3 separate regions of the Homo sapiens genome follow, and all the other regions are linked to region 3. The links are chromatin contacts, found by Hi-C in ENCODE. All regions are on one chromosome and are shown on one strand. Each heading gives the region's core, a stretch centred on a gene start or an enhancer-like site at or near the end of the contact. The rest is flanking DNA. Distances are from core to core; before and after follow the strand shown.

Evidence for each region. A loop is a pair of places that touch in the nucleus more often than their neighbours do. Pooled maps may share reads with other maps.
Region 1: a map with no recorded cell type shows a loop between it and region 3 (4-fold over the local background). The contact joins two enhancer-like sites. A Hi-C loop is called at or near these places in 2 of 37 single-sample maps with no recorded cell type and 1 of 50 pooled maps.
Region 2: a map of OCI-LY7 shows a loop between it and region 3 (9-fold over the local background). The contact joins two enhancer-like sites. A Hi-C loop is called at or near these places in 1 of 168 maps with a recorded cell type or tissue (OCI-LY7) and 1 of 37 single-sample maps with no recorded cell type.

What each region holds. Positions count from the first base shown.
Region 1 is chr7:90,736,081-90,739,156 of GRCh38, reverse strand. The region is part of intron 3 of CDK14 (cyclin dependent kinase 14); the gene reads right to left. Among named protein-coding and RNA genes, the nearest start is that of CDK14, 140 kb to the right of the region's middle. RefSeq lists an enhancer at 1,522-1,811. Within about 2 kb of position 1,701, at least 4 of the 41 ENCODE cell types and tissues checked have a DNase peak (open chromatin) inside an H3K27ac peak, as active enhancers do.
Region 2 is chr7:90,713,673-90,716,767 of GRCh38, reverse strand. All of the region lies in intron 2 of CDK14 (cyclin dependent kinase 14), which reads right to left. Among named protein-coding and RNA genes, the nearest start is that of CDK14, 120 kb to the right of the region's middle. Within about 2 kb of position 1,484, at least 2 of the 41 ENCODE cell types and tissues checked have a DNase peak (open chromatin) inside an H3K27ac peak, as active enhancers do; they include OCI-LY7, where a contact is called at or near this core.
Region 3 is chr7:92,808,460-92,811,371 of GRCh38, reverse strand. The region is part of intron 2 of CDK6 (cyclin dependent kinase 6); the gene reads left to right. Among named protein-coding and RNA genes, the nearest start is that of CDK6-AS1, 27 kb to the left of the region's middle. RefSeq lists enhancers at 1,193-1,302, 1,418-1,562, 1,753-1,802, 791-1,990 and a cis regulatory region at 1,485-1,495. Within about 2 kb of position 1,476, at least 28 of the 41 ENCODE cell types and tissues checked have a DNase peak (open chromatin) inside an H3K27ac peak, as active enhancers do; they include OCI-LY7, where a contact is called at or near this core.

The DNA.
Region 1 (3,076 bases), core at 452-2,951, 2.1 Mb after region 3:
CTCCATAGGAAGAATCAAAGGCATGTAATTCTCTCTAAAACTTTTCCTAGTCTACAAAACAACAGTCCTATGGAATAGGATGCATCTAAGAGACAGTCTCCGCTTTGAGAGTTAGATTCTTATAAAGTGAGTCTCCTATTTTAAGTATGCAGAAATGGTCTGATCTGTAATTACTGTACACATAAATAAAGAATCCAAATGCCAAATATTTAAAGAGGTCAATAATAAAATTCTTCCCATCAAATAAGTAAAAAAAAAAGAATAATTCAGAAGGAGAGATTTTTGTTTATAATTAAAGTGGAGTCCTTTGTCTTTTTTTCCTTGCAACTTTATTAAATCATCACATTTAAATAAAGATACTGGATCAAACCAAGGTGTAGTCAACCTTAAACATTATCTTTGGCTTTTTGATGTCAGGTGTGTGGATGGATGAGAAACAGCTTTATGGGACAACTATTCTCTGCTTATCGCTTCCCTACTTAGAGTGTAGGCTTGAGATACCACTTTAGAGACGTGGAAATACAGAGGGCTAATCAGCAATTTCTAACAGACACTAACTGCATAGAGATGTGAAATTTAATGAGATGATGTTAACACTTTTTTAAAAAACTGAATAAAAGTATAGAGAACCGTCAATTATCTGGGCCAGCGGAGGGGAACACTGACATGGATAATGAAAAGTGCACATAATGTTCCAGCTGAACAATGTTTGTCACCCTGCCATAGAGGTGTTCTTAACCCTTGACAGCTCTAGTTCATTGTCTGTGTAATAATAATAACAACTAGCTAATATCAAGTAATTATGTATCAGACCTTAAGCTAATCATTTTATATGTATTACATAAACTTAATCTCTATAATACCACCATGAGGTTGGTTCTATTACTATCCCCATTTGAACATGAATAATTTATAGACTGGAAAAATAAAGTAACTCATCTAAAATCCTATAGTTACTGGCAGAACTAGAATTCAAGCCAAGATTATCAGAATTGAGAATTATTTTCTTTGTTACTATTACACTGGTGGAATATTCACACAGAGTCCTAACCCTCACCCACATAGAGGAAATATTAAACATGCTTCGGTCTATCTTCTATTGAAACCCCACTCACAGAAGCAAGGATGGGTGTCTGAACTGCAATTTTTATAAACTTCATGAGTATACTTCAGTGTTCACTGTAATGATACCCTGATATCCAGTAAGAATGTCCATAGCTTCATACTGACTTCATTGAAAACTGATTTTAACCCTCACACATAACCCCTTGCTTAAGATTGTTGAGTACCCCCTGAATTGAGGAAAACCACAATGGAGAATCACTTCTCCAGCACATTATACTGTAATTGTGAGAGTGGGTATGAGGGTGAGAGAGGAAGGATTCAATCAGAACCACGTGACTCCATTAAATAAGGATTTAAAGTCAAACCTGACTGGGCTAATTTTTATTTTGCCTTTGATCTCCAGAACAAGCTTTATCACCCAGCATTGATAGCCCTATTACAGCCACACTAAGGTAATGCATCATTGATAGGTAACTTGGTTATAAAATAGATCTAGGTGCTGTGCAGAGGTATGGATCCAAACACCACACATGGTAACAACCTGTCAAGGGGGCTTGGTTCTAATCTGGGAATTTTCCACTCCCCAGAAGAGGAAGTAACGCCAAGATGACACACCAACCACACCTTAAGAACAAGTATCTAAAAACAGAAGTGAAACTCTCATTTGCAGGTTTGCACCCTCCTCCCACATCTCCCAGATTAGGCCTGCCTATCATGGGATATAGATTTTTATGGTGATGAAAAGAGGTAAATTTGGAGCAATTTGTGGAATGTAGAGAGGACCTTAACCTAAATATGAGTTTCTGAAAATATGCCCTCTTTAAGATCAGCTTATGACAGCATAACTCAATGAAATCCCTTCTAAATTGGTCCAGCAAGACAGGAAATCTCCTGTAGTACTCCCAAGAACTGCAGCTACTGAGGAGCACAGCTGGGTTAGAGGAGGTGGCAGGAATAGGGGAGGGAAGGTTTGTCACATCAGTGACGGTATTAAACACCACACAGGAACTAGTCCTAGGAAAAGTGGGCACTCAATATACATCTGAAACAAATTTAAAAACCTCTTAAACACCCTCTTAAAATATACCACTATAAATAAAACCTCATTCTTTATATTTTGCGTGAATTTTAAAGTGCCACTATCTGAAGAAAAAAACCAATCAGCCAGTTACATTAGCATGATGGCCACTGAGGTCAAGGCATTCTTGGTTCCTTGATTTCAGTCAAGGCTCCTAATATATAATGGCCTGTATGTGAAGAGCATATAGATGTATACGGCTGGGAAGGCATGATATTTTAAAATAGTTTCTACCACAGTATTTCCAAAAAACAATGCTTTCCTCATTAAAACAGTGGCTGCAATGCCACACTTCTATCACATTTTCCTTCCTTTTCAGCTCTACTCTTGGAGCCTATAAAAGATAACTAATATTTTAAAAGAAATAATGATAAAATAAAAGTATGACATAAATCATGGTGACCCTTAAGGAAACAGGGTCTTCCTTTGATGCTTATCAGTCATTGTTACATCCTCTAAGCATTGTTAAAAATAACACCCGTGTCTATAAGGCTCCCTTGTTTTCCCATGCTTCCCATGGGAATTAACTGATCAAATCTTTACACTGCTGCAGGGGATGTAAAATGGCGTTATGCAAAAAGTGTTAATGTTTCCATTTTCTGCCCAATTCAGAATCCAGTGGAAATTAACCTTTCTACCAAAAAAAAAAAAAAAAAAAAAAAACAAAAACATAATAAAGTACCCCTTCTTATCACAACAGGGGAGAGAACAAAAAGGCAGCAGACAGGATTTGCTGGCAAGATGGCCAAATAGGAACAGCTCCCATCTGCAGCTCCCAGCGAGATCAACACGGAAGGCAGGTGATTTCTACACTTCCAACTGAGGTACCCGGTTCATCTCACTGGGACTGGTTGGACAGTTGGTGCAGCCCACGGAGGGCTAAAGCTGGGTAGGGCATCGCCTTGCCCAGGAAGCGCAAGGGGTAAAGGGATT
Region 2 (3,095 bases), core at 235-2,734, 2.1 Mb after region 3:
ACAATGAGTGATAAAAATTTTACTACTCCTTCGGTAACATATTTTACTCAAACTTATCTCAAAAGTTCACGGTAGTTATCAGATAACTCAATATATTTTCAGCTCTGAAATAAAATGTGCAATAATATACATCCAATATGTTTATGAATTTAAACAACCATGGAATTGGAATGAGTGATGAGTAGAGAAGAAAGAATATACATGGGTTATAGCAGCATATATGACATTACTTCCTGCATAGAAATTTATAGATGTATGTGTCTCTAATATAGGAACATTGTTTTGCTGCTAGCCATCATATCTATAAAAACAATTACTACAAAATTATCCTAAGTAGAATTGAATTCAGAATCTTGCTTTGCTTACTACTTACTAGGGTTTATTTGGTAGCTTTGGAGGAAAAACTTAGAAGGAAGTCACCTCAGGATCTAGAAAAGAAATTTGAAAAGGAACTTAAATTTGTGAAGAGTACCATGTATCCTAAAACAGGTCCTCCTTTGGTGTGGGTGTGAGGGGAGTCTTTGGCCCAAATGGCATAACTGAACATTTCCCACTCCAGTTAAATCCTACTCTGATTATGTGAAAAGCCAGATGAGATGTCTTTCAGACACTGTTTCCACTAAAAACATTAAATATCCCAAAAAGGTCAACAAGAGAAAGAAGAAGGTATGTACATTTTCTGACTTCCAGTTGACATCCACAATTATATGCTGGTTAAAATGCCATCATGGAAAAAAGACAGAGTCAGGAGTGCAGAATTCATATCATACGACCAAATGGTACGTGTTAAGAGGTGAAATATTAAAATTGATATCTATATTCCCCCCACCCCTCAACAAAACATTTATAGCCAAAGGGCTCAGAAATGGGACACAAGAGATGAGAAGCTCCAAGCAGAGCAAGCGGGTGACTTTGTTTTGAGATTCTACAAAACACAGCGTTTTCCAATCTACAAAATTCCCATAGCTGCACTGGGGAAATGGAATACCTATTCTCTACAAAATAGAAAAATCAAGCTACACAGTGGCTCACACTGCATGGCTAATTAGTTTCTTCATCAAGACACTATTCCCTTAAAACTCTTACTCTAGAAAAAAAAAAAAAAAAAAAGGTCTATTCCTGCAAATAAAAACTTTTTCTCCCTCTCCCACAGGATTTACAGGTTTAAATATAGCTTTTCTTTTTTAGGTTTTGCCTTGGGTTCTACCTGAAAAGGGGAAAACAGAGTGTATTTCCAAAGGACTCCACAACATATAGCAGTATGAACTAAGCTGGCGAAGGGGACTGACTGTTAACTACTCTGATTTAAAAACTAAAAATGTCTACCATGTCAGAAGCACTAACCACTAATAAACACAAGAGGCTGATCTCAGATTCATAGACTTGAAATCAATAATATGGTCCAGGACGCTTTCTACCTATACACACATATGCTTAATGTTTGAGGGGTATTTTTAAACATCACAGGGACTGCAGAAGCTCACTTGTCTCAAAGGCCGTGCAAAAGACAGTCTCAAGTGCCTTCTGAATTCTGTTTGTTTTCACTTTTGAGTTTCACTAAACCACCCCTGGCTTCTTTGTACTAAACCAGGCCAGTTCTTCCTTCATGTCTACACCTTTCAAATATCTGTAGCTCACTATTCTGTCCCTCATGTAAAATACAGCATCCAGAAGGTGCAATAACATTAAAACATGAAAACTGAAGAGAAAACACTACTGGAGATATGACTGATCCTTTAGGATCTGAATTCTTTCCCCCAGTAACCATATGAACAGCGTTTAAAAATAAAGATTATAAATATTTTTAAATTCCTTCCCTAAAGGAGAAATAAAATTGTGTACTATCTTCTTACTCCGAAACAGATGGCTATATAAATACAACATACATCTCCAAATCTACAATAGCCATCTTTTTAATAAAATATAAATGTATTATTAGTGCTTGGATAATAATTTAGTGGTTGATGTCAAGAATGATGTTATAAAGTTTAAAAGTTTAATGTTTTTCTTCTTATAAAATAAATCTAGATGCAAACTCCATCAAAGTGTTCAGGAAAATATAGGGCATCACTCAATATAGAATTGACTTTTGAAGCTCTTAACATTTTCAGAGAATCATATATGGGTCACTAACCACACAGAGCTTATGAAGAGGAACACTGGGAACAATGAACCTTTGAGGAGAAAATGGAAGTATCTTTCAATGTTGCTTTAACAATTGATTCATCTATTATAAAGAGCCAAAATTTCAGCAATAATAAATTTGACAGTAACCCATTAATAACACTCCTAACTGATTTCATGAAGACCAGTTCTGTAAACCTTTCCTGTAGCTGAGAAAAGTCAATACCAAATCCTGCCTGAGAGATGCAAGGTGAATAGAGCACAGCAGTGGGATACACACATCCTGCTGTTTGTCTGTCACCGGAAAACAAACCCCAGTGCTTCCAGAAGCGTTTCACTGTCAACTTTGTATTTTTAGCAAGATTTCATTTACCTGAGGAATAAGCTGCTGGGGCAAATGTGTTATCAACTGGGCCGAAAAGTAAGTCTAAAGAACATTTACCCTTCCAAAGTCTGCCAGATGATAAACAGGATATTGGAGCTTTCTGTTACATCCTCCTTTTATCCACTCAGACTCAATAACACTAAGAAATAATTACATATGCTCTATAGTCAAACTACAGAAGGATCTTGGGCAAGATATAATGCAGCTGATAGAAAAGAGATGGAAATCAAGGATTTCTAGATGAGATGACAATGATGATGATGGCTAACTTGTTGAGCTCTTATTACATAAATTACTATAAAAATGCTTTAAAAATAGCTTCCCAATTAATCTCTACAACAACCTCATAAGAAAGGTGACTAGTATTATCTCAATTTTGCAGATGGTTACATTGAGGCACACATGAATTAAGTAACATGTCCAAGGCCACACAGAAAATAAACACAGGAGATGGGATTGATTACAGGACTCTGAATACAAAGCACAAGCTCTTGACCACTGTATTGTCTTTCGTACATGTCCCCTGGGACTTACATCATGAGAGAAGTAAACAAAAAACAACTTTATCTGCAATTCTCTCCATTTC
Region 3 (2,912 bases), core at 227-2,726:
TCAGTGTACAAGGATGGTGAAGGGACTAAAACGATGTTTGCCTAAAGTACCCTGCTACATTGGGGTTTGAGCACTCAGGATTTCTAGTAGATACAACATTATAACTGTAGTTGAATCCCAGGCTCGTTCACAATGCTTATTTATATAGCTGAAGAATGTCCAATGAGTAAAATACTGCAGAAAGCAATGCTGGAGACCTGTGGAAATTCTATGAGAAAATGCTGGGTACTGATTATTTATGTTACTTCAAATTTTCTTTCTCTCAATAAAGTATTATTTTGATATTTCTCCTATATAATTGCCTTTTTTTTTCTTTGGCGCTGGGGGGGTTCTCATTCTGTCACCGGGCGCGATCTCGGCTCACTGCAACCTCCGCCTCCTGGGTTCAAGCAATTCTCCTGCCTCACCCTCCTGAGTAGCTGGGACTACAGGCACGCACCACCATGCCCAGCTAATTGTTGTATTTTTAGATGGGGTTTCGCCATGTTGGCTAGGATGGTCTCAATCTCTTGACCTCGTGATCCGCCCACCTCAGCCTCCCAAAGTGCTGGGATTACAGGCGTGAGCCACTGCACCCGGCCTATAATTGCTTTTTTTGAAGTATATTTATATAGCCCTTTACTATTGAATTCTGCCCATCTACTTACTATTACTGTTTATCTTCTTATGTCACTTCCAACCTGGGTGACAACTTAAACATTCAAATCCAGTAAAATTATTGTATGTTTCTAATAAAATGCATAGAAGCTAGCCTGAGACTGAAGTTTTGTTTTTTAAAAAATATGTAATGAATTCATCACTTCTTTTCGTCATGACAGTTGTCTACTTCTTAAGTGCTGTTAATATAATTACGTTCACAGCAGCAGTGAGGGAGACTGGGGGAGGATTGTTATTCCCGTCTTGCAGATAAAGAAACAGACAACGTAAATGACTTGCTCAAGGTCAACTGTCTGCTGGCAGAGTCAGGACTAGACCACAAGCCTTTTGACTCCAGGGTGTTATTTCCCCTATTATATAGTTTTTCTACCTAATACTACAAGTGTTTCAGTCATGCAAAGGTCATTTGGATTTGACTGTTTTAGTAAGACCTGCTTGGCAAATTAAATGCACATAAACTGCATGCTGACAAAGGCATGCTGTTTATTTGAAGAGGAAGCTATCTTGACTTACTGGAAACTAGAGGTATAATGGCTTAATTCTGACAGATAGTAAATGATATACATATACACACACATACACACGCATATATATTTTCAAACAATCTATTTTCATAGCCATATCTAGAGACCAGCATATAGAATTGACAGTGTTAAGTAGTGTTATTTGTTAGGGTTCATGCTGCTTCTCAACTTGGTGGCAGTTAGCTTTCCATGACCTACCCTGCGTTACTGAGAAAAGGATGGAAGAGTAGCAGGTCAAAGGAAGTACGCATACCTTTGAATCTGGCACCAGAAGTGCTGACGAGGATGTTGCATATGCTCACGATGACTCAGCACTTCCTGGTTTCTCTTTTCAGCCACACTCTGGCTAATGATATCGAATGACCTTGGTTCAAACTGAGAGTTTCAGGGAACCTTTGGTTTCTTCATCATCAAAAATTTGCAGTCTTTCCTTTCTGTTTTTAATTAGTTAATGGTACTAGGTATGAACCATTATATTTCACACTGGATTAGATACTTTTTGTTCTTAAGATGGTCACAATCTAAGGAAGTAGCTTTGACCCTGGACTATAAATAAATATACCCTTACCTCTCAAGTAAGAGCAGTCCTGCTATAACTCATTTGGTCTTTTATTGTTTCTGTGCAACCTAATAAGTAGGGCAGGAGTGGAAGGAAATGGAGTTCAAACTTCAGTTGCACTGTTTGCAGCTTTGGTTTTAGGAAAGGCTTAGTGACCAGTAAGGCCAAGTAAGGGAAGGTAATTGTGGATCTGCCCCTTGGGTCCCTCATCACTTTCTGAATGGTCCAGAATAGGTCTACCATGAGTGAAACCAGATTGTCGTTGTCAATTAGTTTTATATTTAGGATCAGCCACAATTTTTAGACTCTAAAATTATTAACATTGAGCACATTTGGAGATGAAAATTTTCAGAAAACATTGAAAGTTCCAGGAAACCTTGAAACTTTTTAAGCCTGAGTTTTCCTGGGCTATTGAGAGTTTCTCCATGTTGACAGCCAATTTGTTTTACAATTTATGAAACAATTTAAAAACCATTTTATAGATTATCTAGATATATTTCTTTAGAAATATATCTTCATTATTAAAGGAAATCTTAAACCAGTGGTTTGCAGTGAAGGAAATAGCTATAGTATAGCAAAAATATGCCTATATTTAAAATACAAATATTTATTGTTAAATGTGTTTATGTGTTTTCATCTTTACAGAGGCCTCTAAATAGCCAGGATTTCTGGCCCTTTAACTGCTTCCAAATAAGCAAAAGTAAAAATTCCTACAGAAAACATAGCCCTGACCTTTTTGCACATGTAATCCAAACAAAAAGTTAGCTTTGAAATGGAGTCTTGTTACATAATCATACTGAAAATATGCAGTAATATGTATTCCTTTGAATATCTTTCATTCAGAAACATATTTTTGTTTATTTGACTATCCTCCCAGCTGAAAATGGGTTATGTTCTGGTTGTTCATCTAACCACCCTACCTCAAAATACTTGAGAAATCACATGAAGAATTTCATTCCAAAGCATACAATTTTCAGAAGGGCTCAGGACATTGGAAAATTGCACATTGGATTTAACTCCATTGATGATTTAAATAAATAGCAAATAATGCAAGAAGATAGATAAACAGAATATACAAACACAGTTTTTACTAGGCAGAATACCTGTCCAATTAATAGTGAATTATTTAAGCAGCATTTACTTTATAGAAGGCACTTTAAGTGAATCATTTG